Regions from separate parts of the Homo sapiens genome. Here region 2 is linked to region 1. Evidence: chromatin contacts called from ENCODE Hi-C or POLR2A ChIA-PET data. All regions are on one chromosome and are shown on one strand. The core of a region is the stretch at or near the end of the contact, and the rest is flanking DNA. Distances in the headings are between cores, read along the strand shown.

What was found. Hi-C counts contacts between places; a loop is a spot of excess contacts on that map. ChIA-PET counts read pairs that join two places held with the same protein, here RNA polymerase II (POLR2A). Pooled maps may share reads with other maps.
Region 2: a loop to region 1 is called in a map of PC-9, with 11 times the contacts of the local background. The contact joins two enhancer-like sites. A Hi-C loop is called at or near these places in 4 of 168 maps with a recorded cell type or tissue (PC-9, aorta, endothelial cell of umbilical vein and 1 more) and 3 of 50 pooled maps. POLR2A ChIA-PET finds 5 or more read pairs at or near these places in 2 of 52 experiments (CD4-positive, alpha-beta T cell and Panc1).

Annotation. Positions count from the first base shown.
Region 1 is chr5:57,691,014-57,697,735 of GRCh38, forward strand. No RefSeq gene overlaps it. Among named protein-coding and RNA genes, the nearest start is that of LNCBRM, 120 kb to the left of the region's middle. RefSeq lists enhancers at 1,610-2,809, 2,129-2,423. Within about 2 kb of position 2,783, at least 18 of the 41 ENCODE cell types and tissues checked have a DNase peak (open chromatin) inside an H3K27ac peak, as active enhancers do; they include PC-9, Panc1, endothelial cell of umbilical vein and 1 more, where a contact is called at or near this core.
Region 2 is chr5:57,732,846-57,739,904 of GRCh38, forward strand. No RefSeq gene overlaps it. Among named protein-coding and RNA genes, the nearest start is that of LINC02225, 160 kb to the right of the region's middle. RefSeq lists an enhancer at 2,171-3,370. Within about 2 kb of position 2,551, at least 8 of the 41 ENCODE cell types and tissues checked have a DNase peak (open chromatin) inside an H3K27ac peak, as active enhancers do; they include PC-9, Panc1, endothelial cell of umbilical vein and 1 more, where a contact is called at or near this core.

The DNA of each region.
Region 1 (6,722 bases), core at 1,533-4,032:
GAGGGCTATGTGTCCTGGACCATGGAGAAAGGCAGACTTGTAGCTTATCTGCTTTCTCTCTGCTTTTTCCTGCTCCCACCCACTTGATTCCTTTTTCCTAATTAGGACTCCACATTTCCTATGTGTCTTAAGTTAAAGAAAGCTGGGAAAGTAAAATTACTTTGCTCTTAAATGAATATAAATGTAATGGCCAACTTTTGACAACTGGATTTTCAGCTAAGAGTCTGAATGTGCTGAATATCTTAGCTTCTTCAGATCCACTCTCTTTTCTGTCCTGCTCTGTGTTCCAGGGGGCTGTAATCTAAAGGCTGGCCTCTTTGTCCCTGGCTTTCTTTTGTAATTGGCCAGTGGGGAACTCTGGCAGGGAACTGGAGGGTGAGAAGAGAGAGTTGTGGTATTTGTTGCCTCCATTTCCTCCCTGCCTGGGCACTGGCTGGTAGTGGCTGTGCTCCTCCACCAAATATCGGCTGCAGTAGAGTGGCCCTCTTCCACCAACCACAGACATCATCACATTTCAGCTCCACTCCTCACCTCTTCAGGCTTCAAGGTGGCCATGGATCATTGCTGCTGACTCTGAGAAGCTGCCCCATCTTGCCTGTGAGGATGGTGTGGTGTGTCAGAACCCACTCCAGCACGGAGGCTCTTATTCCTCCAGCTGTGAAGAAAGTTGCCCTCAGTGAAGAGCCACTTCGGCCCATGTTTCCAGGGTCAGCAAGCATCCAGTGACTGGCCTATCTGGGGATGAATACAAAGGCTTGGCCTTTTGTCTAAAAAGGAATAATTTTCAAGGGCCATGCCAGCTTCAGAGCTCCCTGTGGGATAGCCTCACATCTTTGTTGTGATTGCAACGAGGTTCAGCTTCTACTTCTGCTCAATTTTGTTTCCCCCACCTTCACAAGTGTTAATACCATGGGCACTCCCCAAGAGACTTTCTACAAGAAAATTTCATCTCAGACTCTCTTTCCCCCAAGACACTACCCACATCTTTAATACATCTTTTCACTAAAACCTCTTTAATCACCCTCTTTGAGTATGCTATTTGCTTCTTGATGAGACACTGACAGATATACTAATTGTTTTCAAATCAGGAACATCTTTGTTCCACGTAAACTTTCTTCCAGCAATTTTTTTGGAAGCAGTGGGAGAGAATTGTTACTCAGGGTTAATCTAGACCATCGAGGAAGAACTACCTAGTAAAGTAGAAGAGACAGAAACCTGAAGATAATGACCTGACCACCTTAAAATTTATACCATCATATATCATCATGATTCAACTATTTGGGCTACATAACAATAAATATAATTATAACAATAACAATAATAAATTCTACATGTTTACTTAAAAGTAAGCAAAATTTATGCTTTGTCTTAATGGTCTTGACCGAGTCAATGTTGAATACATTATAAGCACAGTCTCAAATAAGAAAACAAATCAGGAAAAAAATTATTAAATAATTGTGTGGGATTATTGGATTCACAAAATAATAAGTTGATTGATCTTGTTTACACTTGAATTGGTTATGATACCAATTCAGCAATTATTTTTGTCCTATATAATAGCCAGCTATGTTCCATTATCTCCTGGGAAAACAGAAGAATGAGATTCAACTGCACTAGCCAACTCTCCAGCCAATACAGGCAACGTTCTGTGATCTAGAAACATTGCTAAGAGTGTCCGCAAACTCTTTCCCTGGAAACCTCAGAAAACAGACAAATGTCTGTCTGTCTTGGATGGCATAATTGCAGTGCTGTGCTGCTTGCAATGGGTCTGCTCTCAGTGACCTCACAGTCCCCATAGCCAGGACATGGTAACTTCAGTATTTTGAAAGATTGAGAATCAGCATTCCTGTTTCTTAAGGGGGAAAAAAGGGGCCAATCAGAGACAAGGGTGGCTTGCTTAAACTGAGTCTAGTGTGGGAATGAGTTTCTGCCTTTCCCCAAATGGAATTGGTAGGATATTACGCTTCCTTTTTAGAAATCTAATAATCAGCATGTGAGCTTAGTGTCTTCACTCCTCATCTATGTCTGTTACCAGACAGTTCATCTTTTAAGGTAAATGAAGTTGTTTTTTTTTAATGAGGCATTAGAGTGACCTTAATCCTTCTAGACAGACATTCCCAGGATATTTTTAAGAGGTGGCCAGGGAAGGAGCGTGTGATTTTTGGCAGTCTGCTGACCTCAGCATGACCTGAATTAGAACGCCCCATGGAAATGCTGTGGCCTCCCTGGACCTGGAGTTCAGCTGATGACTCACCAGGGGCCAGGCAAGCATGAGTCATTCCACATTGCAAATGGCACTGAATGAATGCCAGTCTCTGTTTCCTCTCTAGCCTTGTTCTAGTCAGTCTACAGAAACAGAACAGCAACCATTTGCTGGTCCCACTTACGTCTCAAATGAATCCCAGCAAATGATGTGTCATTGAGGATAATACATGTTGCAGCTACATATATACCCTGAAAAATAACATTTAACTAAGCAAGAAGGAAAATATTTAGAATGGAATTCAAATATACTAATTTGATTCTCTGTGTCCCATTTCTGATTTGAACAGAGCCGCCGATTGTTACCTGGTATGCAATTTTAGATCCCTGCATTCCTGTTGTTCCTAACAACGGCTTGAAATTCCTTGCACCTTAAATGGTTTTCCTCCCTCCTTATCAGCAGTGAGAGTTGATAGTCTTCTACTCGTGTTCTGAAACCTTCTCTGCAAATTGATTAGAAATAAGACGTACCCAATTAACAAGATTATGTGCATTGAAAGAAAAGCTATCCTTTTGATGATTTATGGGAAATGAGTGTGTGTGTGTATGGGGAGTACAACGAAAACAAGAAGAAACTAATCTCCGCATGAGATTTTGGATGTGCAGAAATCCATGTTGGAACTTGCTTGAGCCAGCCAAGTAAGGAACAAAGAGAAAAATATCTTATTTAATAGCTATCTTCCTGGTTTTCTCCCTTGCTTTTAAAAAGGTATATTGTTATTTGAATTATAGGATAATACATGCTTATTGTAACAATTTCAGTCATGAGCAAGTAAAACTGGTCATTTCTTTTCCTCTGATGAATGTTCAGTTTGCTTTCGGTTTTCCCAATTACACACAGTGTTGCAATCAATATTCTTTCACATGTATCTCTGTGTATTGGTGCTTTTATTTCTCTTGGCTAGCATCAGAATTCAAAAGGTTGCATATTTCTGACAGACTAGGTTCTCAAAAGGTTGTGGAAATTTATAATCCCATCTACAGTATTTAAGAATCCCAAATTCCTAATCTCACCAACTTTGAAAGCTATTAACCTTTCAAAATTGTTGTCCATTTGAATGGAAAAATGCTATTTTGGGGGTATTTAATTTGCAACTTCATTTATACTTACCATATCTACTGCTTTTTTTTTTAATTTAAAAAAGGAATGTGAAACACTGAAACAAACTCAAATATTATGGATGTCACTTAAGAATAAAGGAATGGCTTTTTTCTATTCACAGATTAGATGTGCAGGAGAAAAACAGTAATATTAAACAAAGCAAAAGATAAGTAAAAACAGTATTTAGTTGGAGATAAATTAAGAAACTTCTTATTCATATCACAGTTGACATTGTTGTTAATTATTCTATGTGAATTGTGAACTTAATTTGGAAAATATGTACTGATATATTACATATTAAAAGCTTTGTTTTTGTTTTAAAATGTGCTGAATAAATTTTGTTAGTGAAATATATTAAGGTGAATACAGAAGAGCTTGTGCGTTCTTCCTTTTGTTTTAAAGTCATATTTCTTGGGTTCAGAGTGACACACAAAACAGAGGACTTCAGGTGCCTGAGGCAGTGGTTCTACATCTTGGCTACATGTTGGACTTGCCAGGAGTCACCTGGCAAGCTTTATTGGCTACTGATGCCTCCATCCCACACTCCAGAGCTTCGGATTTAATTAATCTGGGATGTAGCCTGATTAGGGGATTTTTAAAAGCTTCCAGGTGATTCTGATGTGCAGCCAAGGTTGAGATCCACTGATCTACAGGATATCTTTATTTCACCCTATTTCTTATCCTGCAAGAAATTAAGAAAATTGAACGAAGGAGATTTGCATTATTAATGAAGCATAATAAAATACAGCTTATGACAGAAAAAGCTACACAGCTTTTGCTACTTTCAGGGGACCAGTTTACCGATGCAAAAAACAAAAATCCTTCTCCCATAATGATGTCAACTCTCTTTCGCTCTCTCTTACACACACACAAACACTGTTTTCATTCTGATAGATCATAATGGCTTGTTTGTCTTGCCCTTGAGTTGCATAAGTTGATCTATGTACCCAGGGAAAAGGTACTGACTTTCTATCTAAAGAGATACTGGGAAAATGTCTCAGCTAAAGGAAAAAAAAAAAAAATAGCCACAGCAACACATCACTTTCTGCTATGGAACAATGTTACCCAGGCAGGCCAACCCTGATTTTCCTGCTTTCTGAAGTCCAGCCAACAGGGAAGTGCCCCACCTTCTTTTTGCCAGAAATCGTAGGGGCGATTTGATTCCAGTACGTGCTTTGAGCAGTGAAATGGGGTGCTGGTGTCCTCTAGAGCGGCAGCCTTCCAGTGTTTCATAAGCCATGAAAGTGCCTCCCCAAACTCAGAAACCTGTGTAGTTCCTGGGTCCTGGCCTATAGTTTTGTCTGTGTCCTCATTATCACAACACCAGCCCCTGTAAATCCCAGGGTGAGGAATGGGGCAAGAATAGGCGGTCGGCGACTGTGTGCCAATGGCAAGAAGTCAGAGGAAGGGAGGCTCCATCTACCTGTCAAGACCACTACCCCTGGGGCCTGTCACAGCTGACACCCATTCGTGTGTGTCTATTCAGTTAAAAGTAATAAATTTTATCTTGTTTAGGAGACAGGTGGTGGAGATTTTTACTTTTGTTTTTGGCAGTGAAGGCCTGTACTCTGGAGACTAGGGATTAGGTCATATACAAAATCTAGAACCAGATTGCTTTGTAGCCTTTCCCTTCTCTGTCCTTCTGAGGGCCATGCATCTGATAGGTAGGATCTTCTGGACTCCTAATCAGACAGCCTTCCCACCTCCTTGTCCCTGGTATCTCAGCCAAAGGCACACTTTAAAGATGGACCATTCCCTCTGGAGTCCTAAGGTGAAATAAATATAAACCAGGAACCTTACTCTGCAGACTGCCCTCTGTCTTTGCTAATTGGGATAATATTACTCACAGTCCCTTTGTCTTGCACTCTCTGGAGAGGTAGGAGGTGAAAGCACTGTTATGTCTATCACTACTGGGCAACAGAAAGTGAACCACTTTAGCTATTCCAGTGCCTCAAACTGTTGGGAGAAAGATGATATAACAAATTTATTTGGAAAAACATATTCTTCCTATAATTTAGAAAGTCAAGTAAATGCATTTTCTTCATCATTTTGTTACAGAAAGCTGTAGGATAGTTTTAAAGGATATCATTTTCTCGAGCTGTAGTTTCTGTCTGTTCTGTTGTGTTTTTGTGAATAATGAGGCACAGCTGAGGAGCAGGCCCCTTACACAGGCAAGTTAAGGTCAGCACCCCAGCCTTTTGTTCACTTTCCCAGTTGCTTTGTCCCTGGAGCTTCCCCTTCTGGGTTGAGATTGGCTATTTTTCTTGTTTGTGCTGTTTTTTTGTATTCTTTTTATCAAATTAAAATTGTTTTCTTTTTTACTTAAAAATTATTAATCAACTTGGCTTGCATCCAAGGAAGATAAGCAAGCCAGGATGAGTGTATATTCAAGTTTGGGGCCTGTAATTTTGTCTTCTATGCACACTGGGCTGAAATTTCACAGGAGGGATGAGTCTTCCATATGCATGATTGTATAAATAGCATGGCTTTGTAATATGGGAGTGTAGTGGCCTTAAAATAGCTAAACTGGAATATGTAATGATAGTGCTAGTTTTTTAGCTTTATACATCTGTGTAGAGTGAACAACATCTTATTATGTGTATGTAATGTGTTAACAAAATGCCTAGCAGACAACGGTTGGCTTTGCTTGGAGGAGAACGAGCCTATATGACAGAGACTTGGCACATTGGTATACAGAGGAGCAGAAATTAGATAAGAAGTCATAGTGCTGGGGAGGCAAGATAACATCCTTCAAACAGTTCAGCCCGAAGCTGGCTGGACACGCCATAGAAAAGGGAGAAAATGAATCTGAAAGGCTACATGCCAGATGGCTAAAGTCTAAATAACAGTTTTCTACTGTCCAGGGCTATTCATTTGTTAGCCCTAGAAATTTATCTCTTAAAAACTTTTTATCCAGTTAACTTTTACTTGAGTTTAGTTTTTTTTTTTTTCTTTTTTTCTTTGGAGAGGATGGAGTCAAGTGACTTGCCAGCCATGAGACAGAGTGAGTGTGTTTGGATTGAATACAGAAGCCAGAGTCAACTTTTTTTTCTGTCTTTTTTAAATAACAGGATGGAGTTCCACTACTGCTTGGAGTAGAAGGCCAGGCCAGGGATCTTTATGTTAACATGATTTCCTTAACCCTTTAAAGCTTTGAAGATAAAACTGAATCCATTGTTTGTGCACTATTTACTGATAGAATATCATGCTAAACTCTGTATAATGAGTAAGGTATCCATTTCTCACTGTACTATTTTAATAAGTAATTCATTCACTTTTATTGGTAAGAGAGAGTCTTACCAATATTAAGACTCATGCCGTATTATCATTTTGACTGAAAGAGCCAAACTTTGTATCT
Region 2 (7,059 bases), core at 1,301-3,800, 42 kb after region 1:
CTTTGATTATTTTTTCTCCTGTGGCGTCAACCTAGAGAGGAAGGATCTTGATTAAATATGCCAACTATCTTTACACTCAATTTGACCAAAGGCCAACTCTTTTTATGTTTGTAATAGGAATGTACTGAACAAATTCTGAAATTCACTTTCATAAACTTTCTTTCTCTTAGACTTTCAGAGTAGGGTAAGTTTTTAAAAAGCCGAGTCACCATGTTCGTCTTTAGGGCAGACAAAAGTCTATGCACTTTTTTTTTTCTTAGACTCCCAGGTAAGGAAATTCTATAATCTACTTTAAAATCTACTCTAGCCCTTAGCAAGATTTCCAATCAAGAGGCTCCTTTTCATCACTAAACTGCTTTGCTGCTGCAGCAGATTTAGTAGATTTCCTAAGGCTTCAGAAGCAGTGGAGAGCAGCCTCCCTTGACTTGGTGTACAGAGTCAGGCCACAGAGACTTCCACTCTTACTTCCCGGGTAGCACACACAGCACAGTCAAATAAATGCCCTCCTGGATTCCTATGCCATTAGGGTATGTGCTAAAAGAGCTCACTGGAGAAAAAGCTGAAATCAATTGTGAGTTAGGGCTTGCTTCCCAACATGTAGCCCAACAACGTAACATCAACACCATTGGGGATCTTGTCACCATCTTCTGAATAACAGGATCCCCTTTTAACAGGATCCACAAATGATTCTTATGGACATTAAAGTTGAGGAGCCACTGCTTTAGATAATTCTTTTGAAATATTATATAATCAGCTTACCGGACTTCAGAATTCCTCCTTTCCCAATGGCTGGCTCTTCAGGGTGGTGTCTTTCTCTTACTCACCTTTGTATTTCTAGTGCCTAGCACAGGGCCTGGCATATGCCCCTTTGATTTCTTTTGGTGTCACAGCTTAATCCATGTTTACTGAATAAGTTGCAGAATCAGTCTAGTGTCACAGTATAATCCTACTGCCATCAGAAGAAATTCATATAAACAATTTTTCTGAATATGGCTTTTACTATAATCATTATTTTAGGCCACATATCATGAAACCAAAAATCCTACTCTAAACTGATGACCTTTTGGTTTCATCTGGGCAGAGTCTCCCTTTTGTTTTAATTCAAAGCATACCTCTATTTCCACATTCCCATTTTTCTGGGGTTCAGTTTATCTTGTGCTATTTAATCTGTTTTTTTTTTTCAGTCTCCCACTTTCTTTTCTTCCCAAATGACTGATGCAGGTGGAGGGTGGCAATTTTTGAGTTATTTTTGTATCTTGTTTTTCCCTTTAGCTTTCATCAAGGTGACACTTTAGAGACTTAAGGTGGGTAAGTGGAAAGACAGAGAGGACTTTCTGTTTTCATCAACACCTGCAAGAGATTTTTCCCTATTCCAACAATAGCATTGATTTTACATTTTACTTGCTCTGAGCAGGATGATACACAAAGGCTTAGCATGATAGATAGTGTTTACTTATTTTTAGACCATTTGTATTTTTCATTTCATGAGACCTCTGCCATTGCACATTTTTGATAGAAAAGTAGCAATCTTTCCTAGGAACATTTCTGCTTTGCTCTTTGACTTGTTTCCCTTCTGCTGGCAATATAGTCATACTGCAGGCTGTTCAAGGATAGAGTTCTTTGTGAAGTGATGAAGATGAATTATTCCTGCCAGACACAAAAACAGTTATTTTACTTGTTACTTAAATTGGAAAGAGACAAAGAATACTGTTCAATTTTAACTTGCCAGCAGGCGTTCAGGGAAAAGGATTTTCCTAACAACTTGGAGAATGCACTTCTAAAACATCTGTCGACATTAAAGTGAGGCTAAAGATCGGTACCAGTGCAAAGCAGAGCTCAATTTTTCTCTCCAATTTCACCAAAATCAGTAGGGAAGGCAAGGGGTGGCAGCTTTACTAATTTATTGGAGAAATGCTCGGGTGAAATGTTGGAAAGACTCTAATTGTTCATGGACTCCCATGTAAGTATAAATTCTCTGCATTATATTTCCTATGGAGGTTACAGTGAGTAGAGAGAAGTTTTTTTGTGGTTGCCAAAATTTAGATAATAAAAGTGGGACTTCAAGATTTAATTGAATAGCTATAGCCTTGAATCAAGAGCAAAATAGTAAAATGTCATTATAGATACGTATCAAGAAGAAAAACAATCCATGATTTCTGAAACTATAGCAGAGTTGCACTGTGCTACAAACACCCAGAGCAAACTCCCCTCAGAGACCGCCCTAAAGGACAAAATGGTTCTTAACTGGAAAAAAAAACACCTTCTGGAATGTCGGCAAAGCATGTAAATTACAGATGATTTTTTAAAATGACTCCCCAACTTTGAAACTCGTAAGCAGATCATGAACAAATGTGTTCAGCAGAACCTGTGGTATGGCCTGGCAGCAACCTCGAGAGAAGGAACTGACATATCCTTACATTTTCAAGTCATGTTTTTACTGTAGAAAAAGAAAAGTGTTGCCTATCGCCCAGTCAATGGAAGTGTCAGAGGTGTGTGAAGTAGAGCAACTCCATCTTGAATAGGAGCTGGGTAAAATAAGGCTGAAACCTACTGGGCTGCATTCCAGACGGTTAAGGCATTCTGAGTCACAGGATGAGATAGGAGGTCGGCACAAGATACAGGTCATAAAGACCTTGCTGATAAAACAGGTTGCAGTAAGAAGCTGGCTAAAACCCAGCAAAATCACAATGGCCAGGAGAAGTACCTCTGGTCATCCTCACTGCTACACTCCCACCAGCGCCATGACAGTTTACAAATGCCATGGCAACATCAGGAAGTTACCCTATATGTTCTAAAAAGGAGAGGCATGAATAATCCACCCCTTGTTTAGCATATCATCAAGAAATAACCATAAAAATGGTCAACCAGCCGCCCTCAGGGCTGCTCTGTCTATGGAGTAGCCATTCTTTTATTCCTTTACTTTCTTAATAAATTTGCTCTCACTTTACCGTATGGACTCACCCTAAACTCTTTCTTGCACAAGATCCAAGAACCCTCTATTGGGGTCTGGATCCGGAGCCCTTTTCTGTAACAGAAGATGGAAACTTGTTTTTCTTTTCATGGTTTGTGTGTTTGGTGGATGAATCAGAGGTCAGACTTGGTCAGACTCTACAGTCAGCCCTTTGGAATTAGGGATTTTTTTCCCAATAACCAAATAGTGACCAACTCTTCTCCTGGCAGTGGGAATATTAAAATTGTTCTTTTAGGCCTGGCTGATTTTCATCTTGTGATGATGTTTTAAAAAAGCAGTCCTATTGTGTTCTCTCATAGTATCTCTCTCTCCTTGACTCCATTCAAATTGTAGGTGGTTCTCAGGAATGCTGTCTAGAGATGTGGAGACCAAGGTATATTTAGTCAAATTTTAGTATCGACATTCGGTTAATTAGAGCTATTTGAGATTGAATGGGAGACACTATGTCAAAAAAGACTCTTAAAAGTTAAAATTCAAGCTTTGATTACTAACTCCATGCCTATTTTCCTGAGAAGTATCTGATGTCTGCCTGAAACACTGTAATTCCTTTCTTCTTTCTTTTTTTAATCCCACTCATTCCTTTTAAAAGTTGACTTTTCTCTTTAATGCCATAGCTCAGGTGATCTATGACACATCTTCATTTCAAGGTTCATCCCTTTGTAATTCACTAGGCAAAGGAAATTCGAATCTCACAGGGACATTTATCTGTTCACGAGAAGAAAGAGGAAGAAAGGGGCCCCCTTAAGATAGTAAGGGAAGGGATTTAGGGAGAGACAAAGATATTTTTCCAGGACTTTTTTGCACCTAGATCCATTTTAAGGCCATTAATCCTTTGATATATGTTTGCAGGTAAGAGAACAAAGGAATCAAACTTGACTGCAATTGGATTCCACATGAATTATCAATTAGAGACATAAGAACATGTGATTTATAGGACTGTTTTGTAAGTGCTCCTTTGTGTAGCCTATTGACAAAGGAAGAGGAGAGATGTGCTGTGATTTCCCGGCCTTGTTCCAAAGCCCTGTTGCCAACTGCTTTCAGCTATGAATTCCCAAACAGATTTTAGCACTTACTTCCAAAACCAGATGAAGTATCAAAATAATTTCTAAAAGGCTAGTGGCAGTGCAAAGTGACAGTGACAGGGACTTACAACAGCCTTCCTGGACACCGTCCACCACCTCCCTACCAGCTGGTGCCCTGCAAGTGCATGCGTGGTGCTTTTTGCTTTCTTCTAACATAATCCTAATCGTGATGCTTTGAAATAGCCTAAGTCATTTTTTTTTCTAACTCCATTTTGAGGATGAAAGCAACTGTAACATCTTTTCTCAGGGCCTGGCATGTTTGAGGAGTTCAGTTAATATGTACTTGATAAATAAAGAAAAAACAAATAATTTGACTAATAGAAAAAGCTTCTGAGGAAGTTAGACTTAAGAACTGTATTCAGATCACATTCAGAAGTAGAAAAGGAGAGAAAACCAAGCCTCTGCTTGAACATGCATTCGTTCATTCTACATAACAACTCCTACGAGTTTGATTCAGTGATCTATTTTGGGGGTCCTGTGGATGTGGCTATTTGGAAACCATTAAGAGGCAGTGTACCAGCTCAGGGCAAAGCTTCTCTACATGACTTGCACTAGTTACAGTCTGATAAGTCTTTCTTGGGTTAAACAAGGAGAAAGATAAGTTTTAAAGTTACCTCTTGTACCTCTTATACCTAGAGTAAGCAATGCTTTAACATATCCTCTGATGACCTAATGAGAAAAGTAGGATCTGTTCTTTTAATATAAATCAGAACATGTTTACTAGGCACCAACTCTTCTCTCAGCCAGACTTAAAGACATGTACAGATATATAAGAGAGTAGAAGAAACAGTTTCTGTTCCCAGAGTCAATAAAGCAGTTGGATTGGAAACATTCCTATAAACAGAGACATGATGAACCATTTACTGATAGTTCAGGGGTATTTATGCTAAATTATGTTCCTTAATACTTATATCCAAATTCACTGACATCAACTTAAAATGAAAAAGATTAATCTAAATAAAATCTTGATATATCAGAAATTTATTACTGAAGGCCAGAGACTGAGGTCTGGGGTTTTGACCAACAGGGATTGGAAACTAGAAATTAGGGCAGTTAATTAAGGTCTTTGACTGCTGACTACAGAAATTCTTAGATTGCTTGGAATTTTCAGATGACCAAATCTTCTAAAGAGTAATAGTAAACAGCTGATCTTTATATCCAGGTCATATTTATCAGTCCTACAGCTCAATGCTGACCCCACGGGAAGGGCTGATGAAGGTGAATAAATCAGGATACAAACAGCCAAGAGAAAATCTGTAAATACAGAGGTGCTTCTCTCTTGCCCCAAAAACTTTTCCCTGTTCTACTCCCATCAGTCAACCTTCTCTGTATTCTATGAGATCCTAAACCATTAGAATCCTAGGCTTTGTTTTCTCCTTTCTCATTTGTCATATTATTTGACAAGGCGGCACACTCAATTTTCCAACCTTTTTATTGTCTTTTGTTCAACAGTGCTACATTCTAGCCTGGGTCTCAAAATCCTTCTCCTTGCTTTGCTTTCTCTAGGCTGCTGCCCTTCTTGCTAATTTTTTGATCTTCTCAACTGTACAAAGGTCATCTGTCTGTTGCACTATCCAAGTCAATTTGTGCAGTGAGTAAAGACGCAGAGTCTCTGTTAGAGCTCTCAGGTTTCTGTGTTCAAGAATGCTGGGCCAGTAGGCTGTCTTTTAGAGTGAGACAGTGAAGCAAATAATTCCCCAGGATGTTTTCTGAGATTCCATTGTTAAACTCCAGTTTTTCATTAATGGCTCTAAATGGTCATTATTGCAATTAAAAAAATTTTTCCCTGTGGTTATGTGTGTGTGTGTGCACGCATGTGTGTGTAGGGCCAGAGTAGTGCATTGGGGATATGAGATTTGAGGGTGAGAACTTTGCCTTGAAGATTTTTAGGTTCTGAAGGCAAAATCTAAAATTAAGGGATCTTACAAGAAAGAAAAACTATAGAAGGCAACCATAAGTTATAGATTTCTGGGGCAATCCAGTATTCATTTGTGATTCACTCAATACACATTTACTGAGACCTTATCTGCACCAGTCACCCTAGACATTGAGCAGTAAGATGCATGCCCTACCCTGAAGATGCAACTGTTTCCAGACAAACAGCCTATTCAATATGATGCAATGACTTCTGTAGTGGAAATATTTGCAAAATACTGTAGTAGCGTAAGCATTAGATTGTAAACTGATTGAGGGCAGAGCCTGGGTCAAATTTACCTTTGTGACCTCAGCATCTAGCTCAGGTTTTGGCACATAGTACATGCTTGATTTATATTTAATGATTGATTGAATGAATAAATATTTTCCCCTATGTGTCTGCCTATATCAACCATTTCTCTCCTGTTATTCTGATACATGGCTTCCCATTTTGATATGCAGCTTTTTGTCTGTGAGAGTGCTTTACCAATGTTTTGTATGTCTACTATATTCCAGTCTTTATTGGGCACCTACTTTTATATCAATGATACTCATTGATGAATAACATGTACATATATCAAAACATCTCACTATACCCCATGAATATATACAATTATTTGTCTATTAAAACATATATTTTAAAAAACCAATAGTTTTTAGATGCCACGTGCTTCAGGTGACTTTCACACGTTAAGTCTCACATTTGGTTGGGATGACATAAGAAGTCAAAAGGAACTAATTCCCTGTACCTTGGGTCACTTTTTAAAAGGAAAAAAATAAAGAAAACAAACCCAAATTCCAGTGTCATTAATGCCAATGTAAAGTGAAGCTTTTTCCTTGATGAAAGGGCCATGTATTTTGGGTCACATAACAAAGAGCAACATTCTATCCTTCCCCTGATTTTGAAATTATAAAATATTTCTTCTGTGTTTTATAAATACAGAAGACTAGACACAGTATAAGTAATAACAAAATGATCATCACGTCAGCTTAGACACGGCAAATGTGTCCTGCATAGCCCATCTCCCTCCCTCTGGGCCTCTGCTTCATTGCGTGGCCTTCCTCCTACTCAAGGGCACTCAGTACTCTGCA